Linked DNA regions of Mus musculus: all the other regions are linked to region 2. The links are chromatin loops, found by intact Hi-C in ENCODE. Cell type or tissue: heart. All regions are shown on one strand.

The links. Hi-C counts contacts between places; a loop is a spot of excess contacts. Peaks named below come from ENCODE experiments on the same cell type or tissue, not always from the same donor. Only the 100,000 strongest peaks of a DNase experiment are listed, where the experiment ranks them.
Region 1: a loop joins it to region 2, with 1.9 times the contacts of the local background. A loop is called at or near these places in 4 of 42 quality-filtered maps.
Region 3: a loop joins it to region 2, with 6 times the contacts of the local background. A loop is called at or near these places in 11 of 42 quality-filtered maps.

Annotation. Positions count from the first base shown.
Region 1 is chr15:76,606,513-76,609,012 of GRCm38, forward strand. Cpsf1 (cleavage and polyadenylation specific factor 1) reads right to left here and starts at 1,079. Exons shown (of 37, transcript NM_053193.2): 1 at 823-1,079. The coding sequence starts at 966. In heart, a CTCF peak has its summit at 1,184 (motif pointing left); a DNase peak (open chromatin) is centred at 1,089; H3K4me3 peaks cover 1,287 bases; H3K27ac peaks cover 943 bases.
Region 2 is chr15:76,416,237-76,418,736 of GRCm38, forward strand. All of the region lies in intron 12 of Mroh1 (maestro heat-like repeat family member 1), which reads left to right. Among named protein-coding and RNA genes, the nearest start is that of Mir6954, 16 kb to the right of the region's middle. In heart, a CTCF peak has its summit at 1,012 (motif pointing right); a DNase peak (open chromatin) is centred at 1,015.
Region 3 is chr15:76,536,910-76,539,409 of GRCm38, forward strand. Fbxl6 (F-box and leucine-rich repeat protein 6) reads right to left here and starts at 1,837. Exons shown (of 9, transcript NM_013909.2): 1 at 1,416-1,837; 2 at 1,008-1,166; 3 at 814-877; 4 at 380-511; 5 at 181-288; 6 at 1-97. The coding sequence starts at 1,807. Slc52a2 (solute carrier protein 52, member 2) reads left to right here and starts at 1,921. Exons shown (of 5, transcript NM_029643.4): 1 at 1,921-2,286; 2 at 2,474-2,500. In heart, CTCF peaks have their summits at 944 (motif pointing left) and 1,787; DNase peaks (open chromatin) are centred at 52, 1,002 and 1,922; H3K4me3 peaks cover 2,298 bases; H3K27ac peaks cover 1,804 bases.

The sequences.
Region 1 (2,500 bases), 190 kb after region 2:
TCCATAATGCTGACCTCCATGGACACCAAGAATGCATATGGTGTACATACATATATACAAGCAAACACAAATGAATATGAATAAGTCTAATTTTTTAAAAAAAGCATCTGCCTTCTTGGCTTTTTTGCTTTGTTTTTAGACAAGAGGTTCACTATGTAGCCCTAGATGGCTTGGAAATAGTTTAAACTGGAACACCCAGAAATCTGTCTGCTTCCACCTGGGATTAATGGATCGAACTGGGATTAAAGAGCCACGGAAATTGCCTTTTTTTTGGGGGGAGGGGGGGAGGGCTTCCTGAACCGCTTGCTGTCTCTCTAGCAACCAAAACACCCCCGTTATCAATGTACTGATGAATTCATTCCACATTACTACATCTACTGACAATAGTCTGTCCCCGAGAAACATCCAGCCTTGCTCCTTTAGGAAGAAACGTTCTTCCACAACAAATCTGCTCAATCTCAGAAAGAGCTCTGGTTGTTTTGTACAGAAACACCCAGTCTCCTTCATTGGGTCTTACTCCTAGAGAGACACTGTGGCCGTCTGTGTGTGGCAGTATTGACTTCCTAAAGAATCATCGCCCTCAAGGGTTCACTGGCTTGTCTTTGCTGCTAAGCTCGTGGAAGGTGTGCAACAATCTCCTGAAAATCGATCTCCAAAGAACAAGCAGTAGACCGCGGGCAGAGGTGTCCGGGCAGGGTAGGATGAGGCCAAACAACGAGGCAGCGATGAACTGGCTCTGGGGCCCAAAGACCCTTGGCAAACCTCAGCTCCTGCACTGGGGAACCTGCCGAATGACTGCGGCACTGCCTCGACACGGCCTACCTCGGCGTCGCGGTTCAGGCGGTACACATAGAGCTGCGAGGTGCCGGCCACCACGAGGTTGCGCTCACTGTTGTTGAAGAAGTTGCAGTACATGGTAAACTCCAGCCCGGTGGGCGGGTGCGCCTGCTTGTACACCGCGTACATGTCGCCGCCACTGTCACGCCGGAGCCGCCGACTCGGGGGACAGGGACGGCAGCGGACTCGGTCCGGCCGCGCGCGCCAACCCAGCCACCGGGTTCCGAAGTACTGCGCCTGCGCTTCCTGCCCGGACCGCCTTCTAAGAGGACCAGGTGGTTGAGAAGCAGGGTTCCGGGCCGCTTCGCATCTGCGCCTGCGCGCCGTGGCTGCGAGCGAAGAGCGGCCCCTAGTGGCCTAGCTTGATAAGAACTGACGAGCAAGCGTGGTGGCACATGCCTTTTATCCCAGCACTTGAGAGAGGCAGGCATATTTCTGAGTTCAAGGCCAGCCTGGTCTACAGAGTGAGTTCCAGGACAGCCAGGGCTACACAGAGAAACCCCGTCTCGAAAAAAAAAAACAAGAAAGAAAGAAAGAAAAAAAAAAAGGACTGATGAGCCTCGTCACAGAGCTGGAGGGTGCTGGACCTCTGCTTCCTTCTGTTCTGTACCCTTCAAGACTTGCCTCATTAGCTAAATCCCAGAAAATAAAACAAGGGTATATAGGCTTGGAAAAGGATACAGAAACATGCAATATCGCCACCCCACTCTGTAGATGAGGTGATGTGGTAGATCACCCCTGTATCACACTAAAGATCTCTTTTTAATTGACTCTAGCTGCATATGTATCAAAAGGTGGCCTAGTTGGCCATCACTGCAAAGAGAGGCCCATTGGACTTGCAAACTTTATATGCCCCAGTACAGGGGAACCCCAGGGCCAAAACGGGAGAGTGGGTGGGTAGTGGATTGGGGGGGTGGGTATGGCGGACTTTTGGGATAGCATTGAAAATGTAAACGAGGAAAATACCTAATAAAAATAAAATAAAATTTAAAAAAAAAGATCTCTTTTAAAAAGTATTTTGTTGGCTGGGCAGTGGTGGTGTAAGCCTTTAATCCCAACACTTGGGAGGCAGAGGCAGAGGCAGGCAGATTTCTGAGTTTGAGGCCAGCCTGGTCTACAAAGTGAGTTCCAGGACAGCCATGGTTATACAGAGAAAACTTTTCTTAAAAAAAAACAAAAACAAAAACAAAAAACAAAAACAAGCAAGCAAAAGAAATTATTTTTTTTTCTTTTTCTTGATTTTTGAGATGAGGTCTCAACTACATAGCCCTGGCTGTCCTGAAACTCTGTAGACCCAACTAGCCTCGAATTCAGAGTCTACCTCCCAAGCCCTGGGACGAAAGCTGCCCAGACATGCTGGCACATATATACATAATTTTTTAAATATTTATTTTATGTATATGATACACTATAGCTGTACAGATAGTTGTGAACCATCATGTGGTTGCTGGGAATTGAACCCAGAACCTCTGCTTACTCCAGCCCCAGAGATTTACTTATTATTATATGTAAGTACTCTGTAGCTGTCTTCAGACGCACCAGAAGATGGAGTCAGACCTCATTACGGATGGTTGTGAGCCACCACCTGGTCGCTGGGATTTGAATGCACGATCTTCAGAAGAGCAGCCAGTGCTCTTAACTGCTGAGTAATGTCTCACCAGTC
Region 2 (2,500 bases):
CCTGCCTCTGCCTCCTAAATGTTGGGATTGAAGGTGAGTGCCACCACAGGCAGCATTTGACTGGATGCCTGCATCCAGCCGTGTGATGCTCTTATTGACTTCATTACAGTAAAATGATGTTTTTTTATCGAAGTGTACTTCAGAAGGCACTCTGTGTTTACCTATATTTTCATTCTTTCCTCTATGTTCTTTCTCTGGGCATGTCATATGGAAATGTCTGCATACAAGAAACAGAATTTTCTCTACTGGAGACAGTCCATAGTGTGCTTTGTTTCTTTCTGTAGATTACCTTAGAGAACTTCTCACCTTCATCAGTACAGAGTTAAGATGCTCTTAAATATTTGAAGTACAGCTCACCTACAGGAATACTACAGATAGTAGCTGTTGTTTTCAGTAAGTGATAACACAGCCCATTATTTCCACCTGGATGAAGAACAAAGAACAGATGACAGTGCTCAGGGGCCGTTGCCAGGTCAGCAAGGGCAGCTTCGTGCACAAGAATGTGTGACTGTTTTGCATGTTGTATAAGGAGTGAGAAATTGCACACTGTGGAACGTTTTGTATCTGACTTATTTTTTTGTGAAATGTATAGTAAGCTAATCTCCAAGGTGCTCATTTGTTAGCAAGGCACGTGGGTTCTTCCAGTTTCTGACCCTAATGAAGACTGCTTCTCTTTCTGTTGTCCCTGTGCACACTTTGATGGACGCGTATCTAGGAGCAGAGTTTCAGGTTGTAGGTGTGCCTTTGTCTTAACACCACCAGGTGAATGCATTCTGTTCTTCCAAGATACCTAGTGAAGACTAGACAGAGTAACTCCTTTTGCAGCAAGCCGCTGCTTAGCTGTTATGTGTTCCAGGCTACCAAACAAACCACCTTTCCCAAGGTTGCCCAAGTCACCCACCCCCCCCATCCCCACCCCCCGCCGCCGAGAAGGGCAAGGGTAGAGCACACAGACTTTCTTTTCCTGGAGTCTAGTTTGATCTGTGCCTGGTGCTGTCTGAGCCTCTAACACTAGGTGGCGCTCTGATCTCAGGTTTGTATCCCTTCTCCTGTGGACAGGAAAACCTGTAAGCTAGGAGCAGGAGAGTAATTCACAAAGCTGACCTTCTGTTGCTCCCGGAGAAACCCGAAACCCCAGGAATCTAAAGATGAACTTGAATGAAAGTCTCAGCCAGGACACAGGTGAATTTTAAATTTCTTGCTTTATGAGTCACACCTTTGTGTCTTCAGCCCTAAGATTCCAGAGACTAGCTGTGCTTAGGTTGTTTTTTGTTTTTGCTTTTGTGTTTTTGAGACAGGGGTCTCACTAGGTAATTTTGGCTGACCTGAAATTCACTAAGTATAGCAGGCTGACCTTGAACTCATAGAGATCTGCCTCCCGAGTGCATGCTGGGATCAGAGGCATACATTATCCACTGTGCCTACTTTGAAGATTTTCCTTTTTGGTTTTTTAATTATTTTTTGTGGGTGTTTTGTGTGCTTGTGTTTCTGTGTGGTGTGTGCTTATCTGGTGCCCAGGGAGCCAGGAGAGTGTGTCTGATACTCTGGAACTAGACTTACAGATGGTTGTGAGCTGACATACGGGTACTAAGAATCAAACCCAGGTCCTTTGAAAGTGCAGCAGTGCTCTTAACCCCTGAATACTCTCTCCAGAACTTTATCTTCAAGATGTTTACATGTAACCATGTATGTCTTTATATGTAAATAATATTTCTATTTGACTCTCTTTCTAGAGACTGTCCATCGATTTGTTTGTTTGTTTGTTTTTAACTGTGGTGTCCACCTTTCAGAGTCTGACTACTTTTTTAAAAGATTTATTTATTTATTTTATGTATATGAGTACACTGTAGCTGTACAGATGATTGTGAGCCATCATGTGATTGTTGGGATTTGAACTCAGGACCTTTGGAAGAGTAGTCAGTGCTCTTAACCACTGAGCCATTTCTCCAGCCCTTGTTTTGTTTTCTTTTTTGGTTGTTTTGTTTTGTTTTGAAATTGGGTCTCTCTACATAGCCCTGGTTGTCCTGGAACTCACTTTGTAGACCAGGCTGGCCTCAAACTCAGAAATCCGCCTTCATCTGCCTCCCGAGTGCTGGGATTAAAGGCGTGTGCCACCACGCCCGGCTTGTATTTTATGATATTACTGTCAAGATCCTTAACAGGCTTTGTTGTGGTGGCTCCAGAGGAGGTAGGGCCTAGGCCATGGAGTATCTTAGGGTGGGGCTGTTTGTTTTTTGTGACAGAGTTTCTCTGCATAGCTCTAGTTATCCTGGTGCTCTCTTAGTACACCAGGCTGGCCTTGAATTCAGAGGTCTGCCTGCCTCTGCCTCCTGAGTTCTGGGATTAAAGGTGTGTGCCACCACCTGGCTGGGATGGCATTCTTACCAAACTGCCTCTACATTGTCACGAGCAGTTATTACTTGTATTGTGCCCAGTGCCCTCATTTTTCTTCCCTATTTTCTTTCCTTTAAAAAAAAAAAAAGATTATTTATTATGTGTG
Region 3 (2,500 bases), 120 kb after region 2:
CTTTCTGCAGGGCTTCCACAGGCAGCTGCAGGGGTGTGTTGTTGCAGTTCATGCCAGTGCTGACCTGGAGGACTTGGAGCTGTGGGCAGCAGTTGTCCTGGAATGGTGGGATAAACACTGCTAGGTCAAAGGCCTGGGCTGGTCCCCACTGAGCCCTTTTCCTGACCATCCCCAGCCTACCAGCAGTGCGCCCAAGATGGCCGTCGTCTGGGAACTGTAGGTCAGCCACAGTTTACGCATTCGGGACCCGGCCTCCTCCAAGAAGCTCACCACAGCTGTGGACTCCACCTGGGGATCCAGCCCAAAGGTGCAGCTCATGCATGTCACAAGGGCCCAGGCGATTTCAGGGTCCCCCACCCACCCACGGCAAAGGACTCACCATGGAATGATGTAGGTCCAGGCTGTGGAGCTGGCAGCAGGCTCTCGCTAACATGACCAGAGTTTCAGCAGTCACAGTGTGGCAGTCTGAAAGCTTGAGGAAGGTGAGCCGAGGGCAGAACTTGCTAACCAGCTGTAGCAAGAGATAGAGAGAGAGAGAGAGACCATCCAGGGTTGTGGAGGGCAGGTAAAGGTCTATCTACAGGGACACTGGTAGTCATGACAAGCCTATCCTATAGTCCCAGCTATGACTCCATTCTGTCCACGCCAGGCCTACATGGAAATTGCTGTCTCCTCCAGCAATTTCCTAAGATGTCAGCAAGACGAAACTGAGCAGGCAGGCAGACAACTCTGTGGTACACCACCAGGGCACCCTCCCCATAGTAGACCACTCAAACGTGACAGCTTGTGTGCAGGGCAGTCTCCAGCTCTTACCTCCAACACAGAGTGTACTTGAGACTTCCAGTGGATGAGGGTCAAGCTCTGGAGCTGAGAGAACCTGGGCGACAGCAAGGCCCGGCTGTAGTTGTGCTCTTGTCCTTACGCTGCCCCCTTCTGGACAGAATCCTCCCCTACTCAACGCGGATGCAGGGAAGACAACAGACAGTAAGATGACAAGGAGCCCTCACCGATTGGGTACGAGCCACTCCAGGCAAGCAAGGAGCTTCTTCTCTCCCTTAAGGTTGCCCTTGCCAGCCCGGCCAACCAGCGAGGGTGACAGGGTCACAGTATGCCAGAGTGAAGGATGGGAGGTGGCTTCGTGCCAGTGACGGCAAACGCGTGCAGCCCTAGGAGAAGAAAAAGTTTGCTGAGAGTGCGTGGCCTTTTGCGGGTAATGCCTACAATGGAGTGTTTTAGGAGCAGCGCAGCGGTCTTAAAGCCTGCCGTCGCCCGTTCTCAGTGCTAGGCTTTGAGCTCTAAGTGAAGACAGGTGCCGGAGCACTTGTGTTCGCCCGATGTGATGCCTGCTCTGCCCTCTGCTCTGCAGCACCCGCTCAGTGCGCCAGTCTCTACCGCGGCAGGCGCTGTTGGTGTACCTGCCAAGAAACGGCATGGGCCCATGAGCCGCAACCAACAACCCGAAAATATGCACCAGGACTTCTAAGGGAATACGGTCTCCCCAACCAGAGTCCAGGCCCTGATCGAGCGACGGCTCCGGTCGGGGTTTGGTCCTGGGCTTGGCGACAGCCGTGGGGCCACGAGCCAGTGACCTCGGAGCGCGGCGACGGGCGCGCCGGTGCGCACGAGCGCGGGGAGGCTCCAGGTCCGGCAGCACGAGCAACATGCTGTCCGCTTGCAGCAGGTGGTACCCAGAGCCGCGAGGTGCCAGGCGGTCCCACCACCAGTCCTCCGCCGAGCGGCCCCGCGCATCGGGCCGCTTGGAGCTTCGAACTCGACGTCTAACTCGCCTAGAGGCCACGGGAGCCATAGCCCCCGGGAGCTGAACTAAAAGCGGAAGGTGGGTGGGCAGAGAGGAAGGGGCGTGGCCCCTTAGCTCACTCCTTTACACTACACTTAGCTTCCGGGGGTGGGACTTCCGCCGCAGTCTAGCGCATTAGCCGGCGTCTTACTACAACCCTTTGGCTGGGGTTTGGCTGCCTTCCGGGCTAAGTGGCGTGCTCCCGGGGCTGGGCGGGCTGCTCCGGCCCCACGCCCCTGATGCACCGCACTCAGCCGAGGAGCCCAGAATCGAATCAAGTCAGCCAGCCACACCTCTTGCCGATCCACGCCGGCTGCCTGAAGTTAGCTGTCATCCAGTCTGGTTTAGCCGCGCCAAGACTTGGTCCTCCGCAAGCATCAAGGACTGGCTCTTTCGCTCATCTTCCTCCCCGGAACCATGCTTTAAGCCAGCTTCTCGCTCCCCCGCTTGCCAGTCTTGTACAGAAGGGTCCCGGTGCAGGCTCCATGGTAGGTGCAGCTCCTGATCTATCCGCCGCCTCCCTCCAGGTGCCTTGGTTTTGCAATCTGGCCACCTCAGACCCTGACTCTGCCCACTCGCATGTTTTTTTGTTTGTTTGTTTGTTTTGTTTTGGTTTGTTTTGGTTTGTTTTTTGTCTCCGTCCAGGTGAAAAAGCTTGACTCTTTTTTTCTCTAGAATAGTTAGAGAAGCTTTGGATCTACG